Linked DNA regions of Homo sapiens: region 1 is linked to region 2. The links are chromatin loops, found by intact Hi-C in ENCODE. Cell type or tissue: PC-3. All regions are shown on one strand.

Region 1 (8,000 bases), 97 kb before region 2:
GGTTTACTCTGCATGTCTGTGTTTCTACCCTTTGAAGCATGTCTTTTATAGTAAAAATACTATTTAGTATATTTTTAATGCAGTCTAGTCTGTTTTTAATGATGTTTTTAATTGACAATAATTGTAGATATTCATCGGATACACAGTGATGTTTTGATACATGGGATGTCTAGTGATCAAATCAGGGTAATGAGCATATCATCATCTCAAGCGTTTATTATGTGTGTTGAGAATGTTCAATATCCTCCTTCTTGCTGCTTGAAACTATATAATATATGGTCAGGAGTTTGTTTTTCCGTCGTCATTTGTAACCGTTAACATTAGGATCTGTGAGCGTGTTTTCTAGTTATTCTGCTTTATTTTCCTCTGCTCCTGACCGCCGTTGGATAGCTGAGATTTCCTCCGGATGGGCAGAAGCTCGGCCTGCCTTATGGCTTCCGTAGCTGAACACTGTGTCTTCACTGAGCGGGATGAGTGATTGGTACCTGCCAGGCCCCCCGTCCACACCCTCACACCATGCTGAGACTGTCGGGGGTTCCCATTGGGGAGTAATGGTGATATTCTGACTCTCTGAATTCCTAGGCCATTTGGGAACTGTGGTGACTGAATATCTCAGAGCACCCTCCTGGCTTCTTTCTCTTCTGGCTGGAGAACGTCTCTAAGAGCATTTTAAAATCAGGCTTTTCTGTAGAAAAATGGCCGAGGCCTTGAAGGCCTAAGAATAACATGGACTTTGCATGCCTTTGATAGTTTAGCTGGATGTAAAATTCAGCCTTCAAATATTTCCTTCAAACTCTGAGGATGGAACATCACAGTTTTCTGGCTCTCCGTGTTTCTCACGTATAGTCTGAGGTCAATTTGATTCCCATTCTTTTTTCTCTGGGACTTTAGAATTTATCTTTGACATTGATGTTCTTCAAGGTCTTATGGCTTTTTTATGTTATTTTTCCACCTTGTGCATTTCCAGGCTGACTGAGATCATTCACCTTTAGATCTGAGAACGTCTTGGTCGTCGTTGCTTCATGTCAATGACTTCTTACTTTTGTATTTTGCAGTTAGATGGATGTGAATGAACACCTCCCTTACCCATTTCCATTCATCTATCTCTGTACGTTGTCTCTCTTTACGCCTCCCTGCTATTCCTGGGAGAATCTCCTGAGCTGTATCCACTCACCCCATCTGCTGGATGCTTCATTTCAAGGTATGCGTTTTCCACACTCCGTCTGCACCCCAGTCCGTCTCTCTCTGGCTGCTGCTTCTGCATCCCCACCATCCTGCCCTCCCTTATCACTGTTCTACTTTAAAGTCTCCCCACAGCGGTCCATTCATCAGCTTCCTCTGTGACAGCTCCCTTGCTGTCTGTGAGCAACCAAGCTCACTGGACTCCTCCTCCTCCTGCTGGTGAAATTGTCTGCCCTGGGGCCTCAGCTACCTTGGCTGGTTTTAGGGTGATGGGGGCGGCAGCCCAGACCCTAAGGGGGCCTTCTTAAGGGAGAGAGAGTCCTATGTTGCGGTGTGAGTGCAGCCCTCTCCATTGGCCACCCCACTCTGCAGAGGAGCCCCCAGCCACCACCTCTACCCTCTGCCTCTTCCTTCCACTCTGGGCCCTTCTTCCAGGAGAAGTCAGCCTCAGCCCATGAGTGCCAGGTGCTCGGGAGGGCTGGTCTGTCCTCACCCAGGGAGTCCCTGCCCCTGCGATGCTGCCCTCCCCCCACTGCTGATGCTCAGGTAGGGGTGGGTGGGGTGAGCCCAAGGGAGTTCGGCCTCAGTCCAGGTTGCCCCTCCACACCAGCCCTCCTCCCCCTGGGCCATTCTCTGGGAACAGCCAGTCTCTGGGTCTCAGCGGTAATGAATGCAGCCCCAGCGTTCTCCTCAATAGCACTGGGAACTGAGATGAGTCCCAACTTCTTCACTTGTGTGGCACCCCCACCCCTGCAAAGGGCCCCGGGTGCACTGGGAGGTCCCTGGGTGCACCGTTATGCTGGCCGGGCCCCAGGGAGGAGCCCACACAGAGTCCACGTAACACAGCAAACACACAGGCCACGAGGAGGTTGCCTGCTCCTTTACCTTCCTAGGTTTACATGGTACCGGAGCCAGCAGCCTGGTGAGCCCGCAGGAGCCTGCAGACCTGAATCAGGGTTTCTGGGGATTGGGCAGGAGATGACAGGCAGCTTCCAGCTGATCCCAGGGCTGCAGCGGGCATGTGCAGTGGCCCATAAATACCTTTACATAAATACGGGCTGGGCGACTTCCAGTCCCAGGGCCTAGCACCAAAAAGCCTGCCTGGAGGACAGTGGCCCTGTGCCTGCACCTGCGCCTGCACCCACACTGGCGCCCACACCTGTCCTCAGTCCAACTCAGAGCCGCGGGGAGAGCGGGACTTCCTCAGCCCAGGCCCAGAGCGTGCCCCTGGGTTCTGCAGAGCCAGGCCAGGAGGCGCCTCTCTTCCAGCGGCCATGCGAGGCTTCCCTCCTCAAGGCCACACCAGCCTCCAAGAGCGACAGGTTGCTGGGCTGTCCACAGCCCTCCACGGCCCTCAAAGGAAGGGCAGTACCAGGAGCTCTGGGCCCGTGAAGTGTCCTTCTCAGTGGTCACCAAAGGCCAGGGTCCCCTCTGGCTGGGACTGGAGAGGCGGGCTCCACGGGACTGCCTCTACTAGTGCCTCGCTGGTCCACCGCTCCGGGATGTGGGTCTGCTGGAGGCGGGCAGTGTGCCCGCTGGGGAAAAGGAGAAAAGAGGGCCAGTCCAGGGTGGGGCGGGTGCTCCCAGAACAGACTGGGTTCTGGGTTGGCACCTCTCCCTCCCACCCCTCCCTTCAGCAGCTCAGCCCAGCAGGTGGGTGGGGCCCACCCATCCTTCCCAGCCTGTCCTTCCCAGCTCTGGCCCCAGCCTTGGTCTCTGAGCTCCAGATTCCTGGGGCCCAAGGCCCCGGGTGCAGCTGCTGCCCTGTGGGGCCCAGATTATACTTAAGCACTCTTCGTTGACTTTGCCATAACCCACCCTCCTGGCAAGCCCACGGGCATTCCCCACACCCCTTACCTGAGCCCTGGGCTAAGGACGGGTTCTCGGGGAGCCGGAGGGGCCCACCTGGAGGGGAGAGAGAGCAGGCCATGTTAGTACCCCCAGCCTTGAGTGAGCCACAGTAATGGCAGCAAGGCGTGACCCCATCCAGGCCTTCAGGGACCTCCACTTCCCCCGCACAGTCTCCTTCCCTTCTCAGTCCTTTGCACTCGGGGAAGGAACGGGGGCGGGAGCTGGGGGGGGGGGCTCTCCCTCTCCCCATAGGAAAGCTCTCAGCCCCTCCAAGCCTCTACTACCCGCGACATCAGGGGCTTTACCGAACGCCAAGCCAAGTCCACTCCAGGGGAGGGCGCAGGACCCAGGACTCCCCACGCCCAGCAACACACTGCCCATGGGGCCCCAGGCTCCTGAGGCCTCCAGCTCAATGTCAAGGCACTGCCCCCGGCACCCGGCACCCAGCGCAGGTGCCGGCAGCCGGCGGTGCAGTACCACAGATGACCACTAGATGCCGCTGCCGGGCAGCCTTTTGTCCCTGCACCAGCGCACAGGCTGCTGCCCCGCCCCTCCTCTCCTCGCCCCGCCCCGCTCCACCGAGATGGGGGCTCCCCTGTCTTAAGGCTCTGAACAATCTGCAGCCAGGACTGCCTTAGAAAGGCACAAACAGATGCACACATACACAAAGTCAAGACTATTTGGGGGCCTCCAAGCGGAGGACCCCAAGTGTGAAATCCCCAGTTAGCCAAAAAGCAGAGCCTGCAGCCTGGCGCCCGGCCTTTGCCCCGCCCACATGTCTTGCCCCGCACAGGCCCCAAGCCTGCCTCCCACTTCCCTCTGCAGAGACAACCTTTCCCAACACCGCTGGGGGGTACACGGTGCGGGGGTGGGGGGGGGGGTGCGGGCAGCAAAGTCTGGGCTGGCCAGAGGGGTGGGGGCATCCCAAAAGCACTGCCTGCAGGCAGAGAGCACATTCCAGGACAGCCTCAGGGTCCTGAAGGTGGTGCTAAGGAGCCACCCTCACACAGGTGCTGGAGCACGCTCACACATGCCCGGCACACACGCCTGTGCCCCCTGCCGCACATGCATGCACTATTGCGCAGACGCACTGGCTACATTCACACACTGATGCACACGTAACACACAGGCACTGGCACGCACAGGTGCCTGCTGCCTGTGCAGGACTGCGTGCGTGGACTGGCACGCACAGGTGCCTGCTGCCCGTGCAGGACTGCGTGCGTGGACTGGCACACACTGGGTGCCACACACATGTACTGGCACACATGCACACACACCCTGCTGTACGCACTGTTGCACGTGCGTGCACAGACACACCCTCACACCCTGGTGCACGTGTATGGGGGGCAGGAGGGGCAGGGATGGCCAGCGTCCATCCACACTGTGGATGGTCCAGCCCAGCCATGGGGTCATGACCCTCTTCAGGCCCCCGGTGCAGTTTGCAGCCCACCCTTGCAGCTGTTGGGGCTGGGAAAGATGGGCTGTTTCCAGCTGGCAGCATGGCCCACCCCTGTCCCCTGGTTAAGTGACTGTGAAGCTCACACTCCACCCATCAGAAGCCAAGTGACACTCTGGGTACCGGGTGGGGACAGATGACATTCGCTATGTCTGAATAGCCATAGGGTGACCCGGCCAACTCCGCAGTGGGTGAGAGAGGGATCCTCTGCCAGGGTGGAGCTGAGGCTGATTGGGGGATGGTGCCTTCCCGCCCTTCCCCAGGAAGCCCAGCTCACCTTCCCGGCACGTGGGCCCCATGTAGCCATCCACACAGTGACACTGCCCACTGACAGGGTCGCAGTCAGCCCCACCCCCGCAGTCACAGTGCAGGGTGCAGCTGGGCCCAAACTGGCCCCTTCTGCAATCTGCAAGGCGGAGGGGGCGGGAGACAAACCTGAGCATCATCCTTGCCTTCCCCGCGCCAAGGAGCCTGGGCCTAGGGGCCCGCGGCAGAGCCCAGGTGGAGTGAAGCCTTCTGCCTGGGTGTGTGCGGGAGCTAAGACCTTGGGCCTCGGTTTCCCCTGAGGAGTAAACAGTCCCTGCCCTGCCTTCCTCAGCTACATTCTGCAGCCAGTGAGCTCCTGCATGAGAAAGCCCAGGCCCCAGGCACACGTCCAGAGTCACCACCGAGTTCCTGCCCCGCCCCAGGAGGGCAAACAGGAGCCAGTGTTCAGGGATGCCCCCTCAGGGCACAACAGGCCTGAGAGCCACAAGGCCAGGTAAGCAGCCCCAGCAGGTGAGCCCCTCCTATCCTCAGGTGGGTCCCTCCTATCCTCAGGTGAGCCCCTGCTATCCTCAGGTGAGCCCCTCCTATCCTCAGGTGGGTCCCTCCTATCCTCAGGTGAGCCCCTCCTATCCTCAGGTGAGCCCCTCTTATCCTCAGGTGAGCCCCTCCTATCCTCAGGTGGGTCCCTCCTATCCTCAGGTGAGCCCCTGCTATCCTCAGGTGAGCCCCTCCTATCCTCAGGTGGGTCCCTCCTATCCTCAGGTGAGACCCTCCTATCCTCAGGTGGGGCCCTCTGGGCTGGAGGGGCCACAGCCCCCTTGATGTCCCCCAGTCCACAGCTGGCAGATCAGGGAAGTCTTTCCACCCAACCAGAGCCCCCTCCCATGACCATGGCCTTCCTGGGACGTTGTGGGGGCCACACGGCAGGGCCTGGCCTAAGGCTCCAGCAGGAGGGCCATGCTTGGTACCGCATGTCCCAGCAGCTGACTCCAGCCCCCCCAGGGGGCACAGTCCAGGTGCAGAGGCAACAAGAGGGGTTGGTGGCCAGCCCAGGACTGGCACAGGTAGGGCCCAACCAATCAATATTGGTCACTGATGGAGACCCACACCCACGCCCTTCCTGGGCAGGACCCCAGACTCACCCAGGTTACAGGTGGCTCCTGAGCGCCCTGGTGGGCAAAGGCAGAGACCGGTGACAGGGTCACAGGGTGCCCCCCCGTCACAGTCACAGCGCTGGTGGCAGCCCTCTCCAAATGAACCTGGCTCACACCCTGGTGGGGGCAGTGGGCTCAGTGTCCCCCTCCTGTCCTGCACCCAGACGGGACGGGGCCAGGGAGCGGGGGTTCAGGGAGGCACCAAGCACTCACCCCTCTCACAGAAGTGGCCGTGGAAGCCGGCAGGGCAGAGGCATCGGCCACTGATGGGGTCGCAGGGGGCTCCATGTTGACACCAGCACAACCCCTGGCAGCCAGCCCCGTGGAAGCCAGGGGGACAGGCTGAAGGACGCCGGTTACCACGAGACAAGGGCACACGGTGGCAGAAATGTCCAGTTTGCCCAGAGTGAGTAAAACCCGCCAATCCAGGGGCCCGAGAAAAGCCCCCTCCTGCCCGTCCTCGTCCCTCCCCACTGCTGCTGGCTCCCCACCTCCCCACCACTTCACTGCTGCCTGGATCACCCACACGGGAGGAGTGGACAGTGGCTCAAAGGGGCCCCAGCCCAGCTGCACAGGCCCCCAACTCACGGTGCTCGCAGGCCTGGCCATAGAAGCCGGGGCCGCAGCGGCAGGTGCCCGTGGCAGGCTCACACGTGCTGTTGTTGTGGCAGGAGCACTCCAGATGGCAGGCGGCTCCGTAGCGCCCAGGGGGACAGGCTGGGGACAGGGCAGGGTGGGCAGTCCTTCGGCACCAGCCTTGCCCAGCCCTATGGCAGCCCAGGGCACCTCCCTGAGGGGATGCTGGGGTCCCGCTGGCCCCGCACACTCACCCAGCTCGCAGTGCCGCCCCGTCCAGCCCAGGCCACAGGAGCAGCTGCCGTTGCTGGCGTGGCACAGGCCCCCATTTCTGCAGGAGCAGGTGTGCTCGCAGCCCACGCCAAACCGGTTCTGGGGGCAGCCTGGAGACAGAAGGCAGGTGCTGCCTGGAGCTCTGGCCGAGGGCTGGGCTCCCTCTGGGGATATGTCCCCACAGGCTGACAGTCACTCGGTAAATGCTTCCTGAGGCCCATCAGTGCCAGTCTCTGCCTGCTGGGCGGGCACATGCCAGGGAGTGGCACCAGCCGCATCCTCTCATTCCTTGGTCATCTCAGGCTGCCAAGTGCCAGGCCTGGTCTAGGAACTGAGGGTGGCTCAGTCATGAAGGGGCTGGGTGAGCGCCTGCCCAGCCTGCAGGAAGGGGTTCACAGAAGGCTTCACGGAGGCAGCGGCCCACTGTGAACCAGCTGTCTCCCGCTTGGGAGTGAAGGCACATCCTTCAGGCCTGAGAAGTAGCGTGGCTGGGCTGCCGTGGGCTCAGAGGTGGCTGGCTGTAGCCCTGCTGTTACAGCCGGATGCCTGATGACCGGCCTGATGGCACTATCCTTCCTGGGAGTGAGGCGGGGCCAAGCTACATCCCAGCTGGGGCCTGAGCCCTGGGATCCTGAACCCTCTGCTGCCACAGGCTCCCAATGAGCCCAGAAGGCCAAGAACTGCTGTGGGGGCAGCCAGTCCCTTGATGCAGACTAAGGGTGGGACCAGGCCAAGAGGCTGTGGCTGTGTTCATGAGCACTGGGCCTGTCTGAGCAGGAGCCACTACGCCTGTCCCCTGGGTCCAGCCCATCTCTCTACTCTTGACTGTGCTCTAGGCCCACTTCCACTTTGGTCCCTGAGCCCTGGGCCTGGCAGAAAGGGCCAGAAGGACTCCACCCTCGGGCAGAAGACAGCCACCCAATCCCTTCTGCAAGGGGCCAGGCAGGCGCTGGGTAGGAACCTGCAGCCCCCACGGCCACCTCTATGAGGATGGGGTCACTGGGTGGCCTGAGCCTCGGGGGCTGAGTGTCGAGGTAGGGGCTGGGGTGGCATGGGACGGTCCATTCCCCCAAGCAGGGCAGCGTAGTCAACACAAGCTACAGCACTCTCATCTCAGCCCCAGGGTCAAGTGGGGAGCTGGTGGCAGCCAGGATGTGCGGGTGTCTGGGCTGGGCCCACCCCTCCAGTGTCCCCACGGCTAATCCAGTGACATCTCTGTGAAGGGCCTGTGAGCATGCCCT
Region 2 (8,000 bases):
CCACCAGGCGGATCAAGCCTTCCTCTCCTCCTTCCTCGCCCACCACCCTGGCTCTCCAAAGGTGATCGCTGGAGCAGGGGCAGTGCACCCAGAACCTTCCAGAAGAAGGAGCTCCAGCTGCCACTAAGCATCACTCTGGACTCTGGTGACTGGCGCCACGTCTGTGCCTCATGGCCTGTGTTCCCCCACACCAGAGTCCCAGGGCAGGCCCACGTCCCCTCACCATGCACCAGCAGAAACCTCCAGGGGACAGGGACGGAGCCGAGGATCAGGGACTCCTGCCCCTTCTGCTGAGGACATTGAGCAGTCCCCAGGCCTGCATCTGAGACGGTAACCACAGAATCCAGGGTAGGTCTCTGCCCGCAAGCACCGGGGAGGCATGGGCGGGTGGTAAGGCCGCTGCCCTCAGCACCTGCACACCCCCTGGATGGGGCTCCCAGCCCGGAGGTGCCTGGGGACTCTAAGGCGTCACGGGGCTCCCCACCCAGCACCCTACAGGGCAGCTCTTGTGCTGAAGAGGGAACAGAAGGAGGTTCTGGGCCAGGTGTGAGGATGGAGCTGCAGCCATGAATGGGAGCAGGTGTAGGTGTGAGTGACACACGTCCTGTGTGTGGGAGTGAGTGACACGTGTCCTATGTGTGAGTGTGAGTGAGGACACATGTCCTGTGTGAGGACGTATGTCCTGTGTGTGGGTGTGAGTGACACATGTCCTGTGTGTGGGTGTGTGGACACGTCCTGTGTGTGGGTGTGAGTGACACATGTCCTATGTGTGAGTATGAGTGAGGACACTTGTCCTGTGTGTGGGTGTGAGTGACATATGTCCTGTGTGTGGGTGTGTGGACGCATGTCCTGTGTGTGGGTGTGCGGACGCATGTCCTGTGTGTGGGAATGAGTGACACATGTCCTATGTGTGTGAGTGAGGACACACGTCCTGTGTGTGGGTGTCTGGACGCATGTCCTGTGTGTGGGTGTGAGTGACACATGTCCTGTGTGTGGGTGTCTGGACGCATGTCCTGTGTGTGGGTGTGAGTGACACATGTCCTGTGTGTGAGGACACTTGTCCTGTGTGTGGGTGTGAGTGACACATGTCCTGTTGTGGGTGTGACACATGTCCTGTGTGTGGGTGTGAATGAGGACACATGTCCTGTGTGTGGACACGTCCTGTGTGTGGGTGTGAGTGACACATGTCCTGTGTGTGGGTGTGTGGACGCATGTCCTGTGTGTGGGTGTGTGGATGCATGACCTGTGTGTGGGTGTGACATATGTCCTGTGTGTGGGTGTGAGGACGCATGTCCTGTGTGTGGGTGTGAGTGACACATGTCCTGTGTGTGAGGACACTTGTCCTGTGTGTGGGTGTGAGTGACACATGTCCTGTTGTGGGTGTGACACATGTCCTGTGTGTGGGTGTGAATGAGGACACTTGTCCTGTGTGTGGGTGTGAGGACACATGTCCTGTGTGTGGACACGTCCTGTGTGTGGGTGTGAGTGACACATGTCCTGTGTGTGGGTGTGAGGACGCATGTCCTGTGTGTGGGTGTGTGGACGCATGTCCTGTGTGTGGGTGTGTGGACACATGTCCTGTGTGTGGGTGTGTGGACGCATGTCCTGCGTGTGGGTGTGAGTGTGGACACACGTGCTGTGTGTGGGTGTGAGGACACATGTCCTGTGTGAGTGACACGTGTCCTGTGTGTGGGTGTGACACATGTCCTGTGTGTGTGTGAGGACACATGTCCTGTGTGTGGGTGTGAGTGTGGACACACGTGCTGTGTGTGAGGACACATGTCCTGTGTGTGGGTGTGAGCGAGGAGACATGTCCTGTGCATATGATTGAGCATGGTGTGTGAGCATATGTCTGCACATAAGCATGCATGTGGCGTGTGGCCTTGTGCACGCTCGAGTGAGCATGTATGGGCATGATCGTGAATAGGTGCTCACAGATGTGTGTGCGTATGCGTGTGTGTGTGCCAATCTGTGCAAGGCAGTGCATGAGTGAGCTCGTCTGGTGGGCGGCGGGTGCAGATGCAAACGTGTGCCTGGCACAGGGGTCTGTGAGTCTGGATGTGACTCCATAGGAGGAGAGACGTGGGGTGTAGGGGTGGGGGTCACAGTGGGACAGCAGGTCCTGCCAGGCCATTTGTGAAGCCCGTGCTGTGTCTGCATGGAGGAAAAGGGAGCCCAGAGCCTGGGGGGCCAGCTCAGCCAATTCCCACGCTGGGACTCGGGGCTGGCATGCGGCCCGAACGGAAAAGGAAAAGCAAATGGCGGAGGCAGGAAAATGGAGGGCGGCCCGGGGTCCACAGAGGGCCCTGCAGCCCCTTCCCAGCAGGCCCAGCCAACCAGGTGGGCAGAGGCCACAGGGCCCAGATGACCCAGGAGGGGAGGGAGACCTGCCGGGCCCGCCGGCCTGATGGTCCAACAGCTGGACATGGGGCCCCAAGCCCAGGCCTCACCCTGGCACCCCTGACTATAGGTGCCAAGGCCGCAGGTGCACCAGAGCCCAGATCCAGGGCAGTGTCCAGCAGCCTGGACCCCCATCGATTCTGCCAACCCCACCTGTGTGCAAGGAGGAAGGCCACCACCCCCGTCCGGGGTTTCTGCAGCAACACAAGCTGTATATAGCACCCTTGACATAAGTAACTCCATCTTAGAGTCAGACTCTATTTCATATCTCACAGGGCACTTTGCCAACAAGGACAAGCTGTCTGTTGCTTAATAAACAAATTTTAAAAATAAAGATTGCATGCAACACAAACAAGCACACTCTCCACTCTCAGGCCTCACCGAGGACTCCGCGGTCATAACACCAGCGGGCCTTCAGCTGCTGGAAAGGGCTGTCCTCGTGGAAAGAAGTCAGCATCTGCCCCGAAGGCTCTGCCACATCAGAGGCCCTTGTAAGGCCCACGGAGGCCGCCAGGGCCAGACCAGGAGATGCTTTTTGTCTTTGTTTGTCTTTTGTCTTTCCTCCCGTTGACCCTTTCTCCTATCTCTTTTTCTCCCGGTGTTCAATGTGACTTTGTTTGTTGTGAAATGTTTAACCTATAGCATTTATATATTGACTAAGTACACTGTGATGTATAGTTTGCAATGTTGACGGGCGTGTGGAGCGGCGGGAGCCTGCGTGCCTGCGGCTCTGACTACAGAGTGAACCGGAAGCACGAAGGAGAACCGCCTCCTCACGAACTTCATGGAGCTCACAGCCTCTGTGATAGAAATAGCATCAATAAAGTCTGACATTGTGGAAAGACAGGATCATGCTCATGCGTGGACCTGGCTATCTCTGAGCCTGCACTGCTCATGAGACAAACCATCGCAACACCTCCCTGCAGACTCAAAGCCTGCGCAGGCCATGGATTTCCTGAGAATGTGTTTGTCCTCCCTGGACAGCTCAGCATCCCCCAGGTAGCAAGGGGACAGGAGGGGCCAGGAGGGGACAGGAGTGGCCAGGAGTGGCCAGGAGGGGGCAGGAGTGGCCAGGAGGGGGCAGGAGAGGCCAGGAGGGGGCAGGAGGGGGCAGGAGGGGGCAGGAGGGGGCAGGAGTGGCCAGGAGGGGGCAGGAGAGGCCAGGAGGGGGCAGGAGGGGACAGGAGGGGGCAGGAGTGGCCAGGAGGGGGCAGGACAGGGCAGGAGGGGACAGGAGTGGCCAGGAGTGGCCAGGAGGGGGCAGGAGTGGCCAGGAGGGGGCAGGAGGGGACAGGAGGGGGCAGGAGGGGGCAGAAGGGGACAGGAGGGGGCAGGAGGGGGCAGGAGTGGCCAGGAGGGGGCAGAAGGGGACAGGAGGGGGCAGGAGGGGACAGGAGGGGGCAGGAGGGGGCAGGAGTGGCCAGGAGGGGGCAGAAGGGGACAGGAGGGGGCAGGAGGGGACAGGAGGGGGCAGGAGGGGGCAGGAGTGGCCAGGAGGGGGCAGGAGTGGCCAGGAGGGGGCAGGAGGGGGCAGGAGTGGCCAGGAGGGGGCAGGAGTGGCCAGGAGGGGGCAGGAGGGGGCAGGAGTGGCCAGGAGGGGGCAGGAGAGGCCAGGAGGGGGCAGGAGGGGACAGGAGGGGGCAGGAGTGGCCAGGAGGGGGCAGGACAGGGCAGGAGGGGATAGGAGTGGCCAGGAGTGGCCAGGAGGGGGCAGGAGGGGGCAGGAGGGGACAGGACAGCCTGGAGAGAAGCTCTGGGTAGTCGCACTGAAGCGTCCTCCCTGGGCCGTGGGTGCCTGGGGGTCTGCCCCAGAGTCGAGGGCCAGGCAGGCTGGGCACAGAGAAGGGCTCCAAGGTCCTGCAGCCCCAGCCTTCACAGAGGCAGGGCCGGGCCCAAGCTCTCTAGACTCAGTTCTTGCTCCATCTGCAAATCCAGAATCCCACCCCTTCTCTCTGCCCCTCCTGACCCCCTGAACTGAGTGAGCCCTGTCACCTCTCACAAGGGCCACCATGAAGCAGCCCTCACTCCCACCTCTGCCCTGCACGGCAGGCCCAGCCCCTCCTTTGCACAGACTCTGCCCCTGCCCTCATGAGGGCCCCAGGCCTATCCCCCTGTGGTGGGGTGGAAATCCTGTCCCCCAAATATTCCTGCCTTCCTGTGACCTCTAAATGTGACCCTGCTTAGAAATGGGGTCTTTGCAGATGTGATGAACACCACGACTGAGATGAGGCCCTGCTGGATTAGGGTGGGCCCTAGGGCCTATAGAAAAGGCCCCAGAGACACACAGAGGGGAGATGACCATGTAGAGACGGAGGCAGAGTGGGGAACGAGGCGTCTACAACCACGGAACGCCGCGGAAGCTGGAAGAGATAGGAAGGACCCTCCCCTAGAGCCTCAGGAGCAGGCACAGCCTTGCTGACACCTTGATCTGAGGCTTCTCTCCTCCAGAACTGTGAGAGAGTAAACTCACATTGGTTTCAGTGCTTGGCTCGTGGTCCCTCGCTGCAGCAGCCCCGGGAGCTCATACCTGCGCCCCCCACCCCACGCCCGTCCCATTTGCTCCAGCCACAAGATCCTGCCTCAGGGCCCCGCACCTTCTGTTCCCTACTCAGTGACCTCTTCCCAGGGACGTGCAAGGCCCACCCCTCACATCAGTAGACCACCACCACCCGGACAGAGGAGCCTTCCTGGACCCCCATCCAAGCCAGCACCACCCAGCCCCTCTGCCCCTTCCTCCTGCCTCACTTTACTCCGTAGCATTTCTCACTGGCGGCTTCATCCTTTCCTGAGTGTCTCCTGCAAGGACAGGAGCCCCAGGAGGTCAGGGCAGGTGCAGGTTTCTGCTCACTGCTACCCTCTGGGTCCTGAGCACCGTGGCTGGGCCTCCATGACCGTATGTCAAGTGGATCGCCTGCATCGGCCCCGTTCAACACATTTTAGGGCACTGTTTTATCTCTGTGACTTTGTGGCTTCTTTATTTTCCTTTTCTAAGATGGCCTCAAGATTCAAGGTGCAATTAGTTTGGGAAAGCCTGTATAGTCTGTCTCAGGAATCCACAGGGCACATTCGCATATTAAAGGCTCTGAAAATTCCTGCAAAAGAAGAAATCTGCTGAACTCTGGTTTAGGAAGCGCTTACTGGACCACAGAATCCCTTCCCAGTGCCCATCACAGCCCATGGAGCTGGTGCAGCTCCTAACTGTATGCTGAGGCCCTGCCTCTCCGTCCAGTGGCCTCCCCCTCCCCTGGGCCAGGCCAGCACAGCCCGTATGAGGAGTTGCGGGGTACAGGGGGCTGCAGGCAGGGTATTCCTGGGCTTTGTTCCTCCACGGTTCCATCTCAGGGTGTACATGCGGAAGGACCAGCGAGTCAGCTGCTCCAGGCTGGCGCTCATCTGCCACTCTGCCCACCGGGGAGCCCGGCTTGGAGGAGGGGTGCCCAAGGTAAATGGTGCTGCCAGGACCAGGGAGACTCCGGCTGAAACATGGGCAGGGTCTGGGAAAAACCTGGCACCGGACCAGGATAAAAGTGGAATTCAGAGAATCCATGAGCAGGAAGGACACCCCCCCAGCAAGAGGAGTGGGTCCGAACCCCACTGCACCCGGGCCACAGGCTCCGCAAGGCGTTGTGGGCTCTGGAAGCCCCGGTCATGAGGCCCCACCGCCCCGCCCGGCACTAAGTAAGTGGCTCTCAGGGAAATCATAACACGATTAGCAGCTTCCGGCCAGTCTCACGGGCGTTAGCCTACTCCTCGCTCCTACACAAACACGGCAGGGCTCCCAGGCCCTGACATTGTCCTCCACGGCCGGGTGTCCAGGTCACACGGAAGCAAGGAAATTTCACAACGGCTGGGGGCTGGGGGGCATCATCGGCTCAGGGGCCTCCCCTGTCCCTCCCCTGCCAGCAGGGGCTGGAGGGTGATGGAGAAACAAGGAAGGGGGCAAAGGGTGAGAAAAGAGAGGGCAGAGACAGAGCCAAGCCCTGACCCACAGGGCCCTCTAAAGAGTGAGCGTCTGTCCTGCACAGGGGCCGTGTAAAGAGCGAGCATCTGTCCTGCACAGGGGCCGTGCACCCCACCATCATCCTCCAGCTCACAGGGACAGCGGTGCCCTGGTCTAGGAAGCAGGGAGGACCCTGGCTGGGCGCGGCCCCAGTGCCCACAGGCACACTGGCTGGGGAGACCGTGAGCAGCCGTGTGTGACTCTCAGCAGACCCCACAGAGGCAGAGCCTCCCAGGGGCTGAGGGGCTCCAGCACCTGCAGGGACCTTGAGACTCCCACCCAACACAAGCCCCCGACCCCACCAGCAGCCGCGCCCCGCCCTCCTCGCATGAGCCAGCAGAGATGGGAAGCGCACGGCAGAGCTGGAATGTGGCGTCGGAAACGCTCGGCTAACCCAGGGTGGGAAGGCAGAGCCTCAGCTGAGCACGGGGAGGCAGGAAGAGATATCCCAGAACCACCGAGCAGGGGGTAAGGCCCTGGGCTCGGTCCCCAGAGACCCCTGCTCACAAGCCCTTGGCCAAGGGATGCCAAGACCAAGGTGCCCGATCACCATGTGTGCCACTGTCACTGTCACTGCTACTAACAGGAGTCACCACAGGCCAAGCAGACTTCACCCAGGCCTCCTCCTCTAAGAACAAGAGCTGGCACTGCTTGAGCTCTTACTGTATACAGGCACCAAGCAAAGGCTCCACATGAAGTGACTCATTTAATCCCAGGTTTTCAGGTGGGTGTTGTCACACCTAAGTCCTGGAGCCTGAGGCCTGATGGGGGCGCGGGCGAGGGGGCTGTTGGGGGCTGCTACCAAGGTCTCAGAGCTCACAAGGGACCTGATGGGGGCGCCAGCGAGGCAGCTGGTGGGGGCTGCTACCAAGGTCTCGTAGCTCACAAGGGACCCGATGGGGGCGCCGGCAAGGGGGCTGTTGGGGGCTGCTACCAAGGTCTCGTAGCTCACAAGGGACCGGATGGGGGCACCAGCGAGGGGGCTGGTGGGGGCTGCTACCAAGGTCTCGTAGCTCACAAGGGACCGGATGGGGGCACCAGCGAGGGGGCTGGTGGGGGCTGCTACCAAGGTCTCGTAGCTCACAAGCGACCTGGAGGGAACTGAGCCCAGTACTGAGCCATGTTTTCCACTCTTGGCTGCTTGGACGGGCATCGGCATCCGGCCCATCAGCGAACACTTGCTCCACATGCTGGCTCAGGTCAGGCCAGGCCAGGGTCCCTGAGGCCACCCATTCTGCCCTGCCAGGGCACTACTGTGGGATGCAGAGAAGCCCCCAGCCCCAGCCAGCCCAACAACCTCACACAGTGGCCCCAGGAGAGCAGCCGGTCTAGAGAGAGGCTGGCACGGTGCCCCCAGGCCTGCAGGTCCCGGCGTGCAGCCCACTGCCCTGAGAGGGGCAGCTTGAGGAAGGGCCTGCAGGCTTCCCTGCCTAGACTGGAGGCCTCGTGGTGTGGGGAGGTCCAAAAGCCTTGGCCAGGCCCCCCGCTGACCCTGACTCACTGCTCCCTCTCTGACGTTCCGGGCTCCCAGGCAGCCCCCCAGACACTCCCGCAGTCCCCAGCACCACCCTCCAGGCCCCCAATGGCCCTCATCTGCTCA

The links. A loop is a pair of places that touch in the nucleus more often than their neighbours do. Peaks named below come from ENCODE experiments on the same cell type or tissue, not always from the same donor. Only the 100,000 strongest peaks of a DNase experiment are listed, where the experiment ranks them.
Region 1: a loop joins it to region 2, with 9 times the contacts of the local background. A loop is called at or near these places in 2 of 110 quality-filtered maps.

The regions. Positions count from the first base shown.
Region 1 is chr1:3,487,873-3,495,872 of GRCh38, forward strand. MEGF6 (multiple EGF like domains 6) reads right to left here. Exons shown (of 37, transcript NM_001409.4): 31 at 6,741-6,869; 32 at 6,499-6,627; 33 at 6,124-6,252; 34 at 5,899-6,027; 35 at 4,767-4,895; 36 at 3,040-3,087; 37 at 79-2,717. The coding sequence ends at 2,656. Among named protein-coding and RNA genes, the nearest start is that of ARHGEF16, 37 kb to the left of the region's middle. RefSeq lists silencers at 3,429-3,478, 3,499-3,628 and enhancers at 3,748-4,273, 4,274-4,798. In PC-3, CTCF peaks have their summits at 3,516 (motif pointing right) and 3,719; DNase peaks (open chromatin) are centred at 3,569 and 5,169; H3K4me3 peaks cover 269 bases; H3K27ac peaks cover 495 bases.
Region 2 is chr1:3,584,436-3,592,435 of GRCh38, forward strand. The region is part of intron 3 of MEGF6 (multiple EGF like domains 6); the gene reads right to left. Among named protein-coding and RNA genes, the nearest start is that of MEGF6, 23 kb to the right of the region's middle. RefSeq lists enhancers at 5,713-6,278, 6,279-6,843, 7,324-8,000. In PC-3, CTCF peaks have their summits at 3,724 (motif pointing right), 7,228 (motif pointing right) and 7,447 (motif pointing right); a DNase peak (open chromatin) is centred at 3,116; H3K27ac peaks cover 922 bases.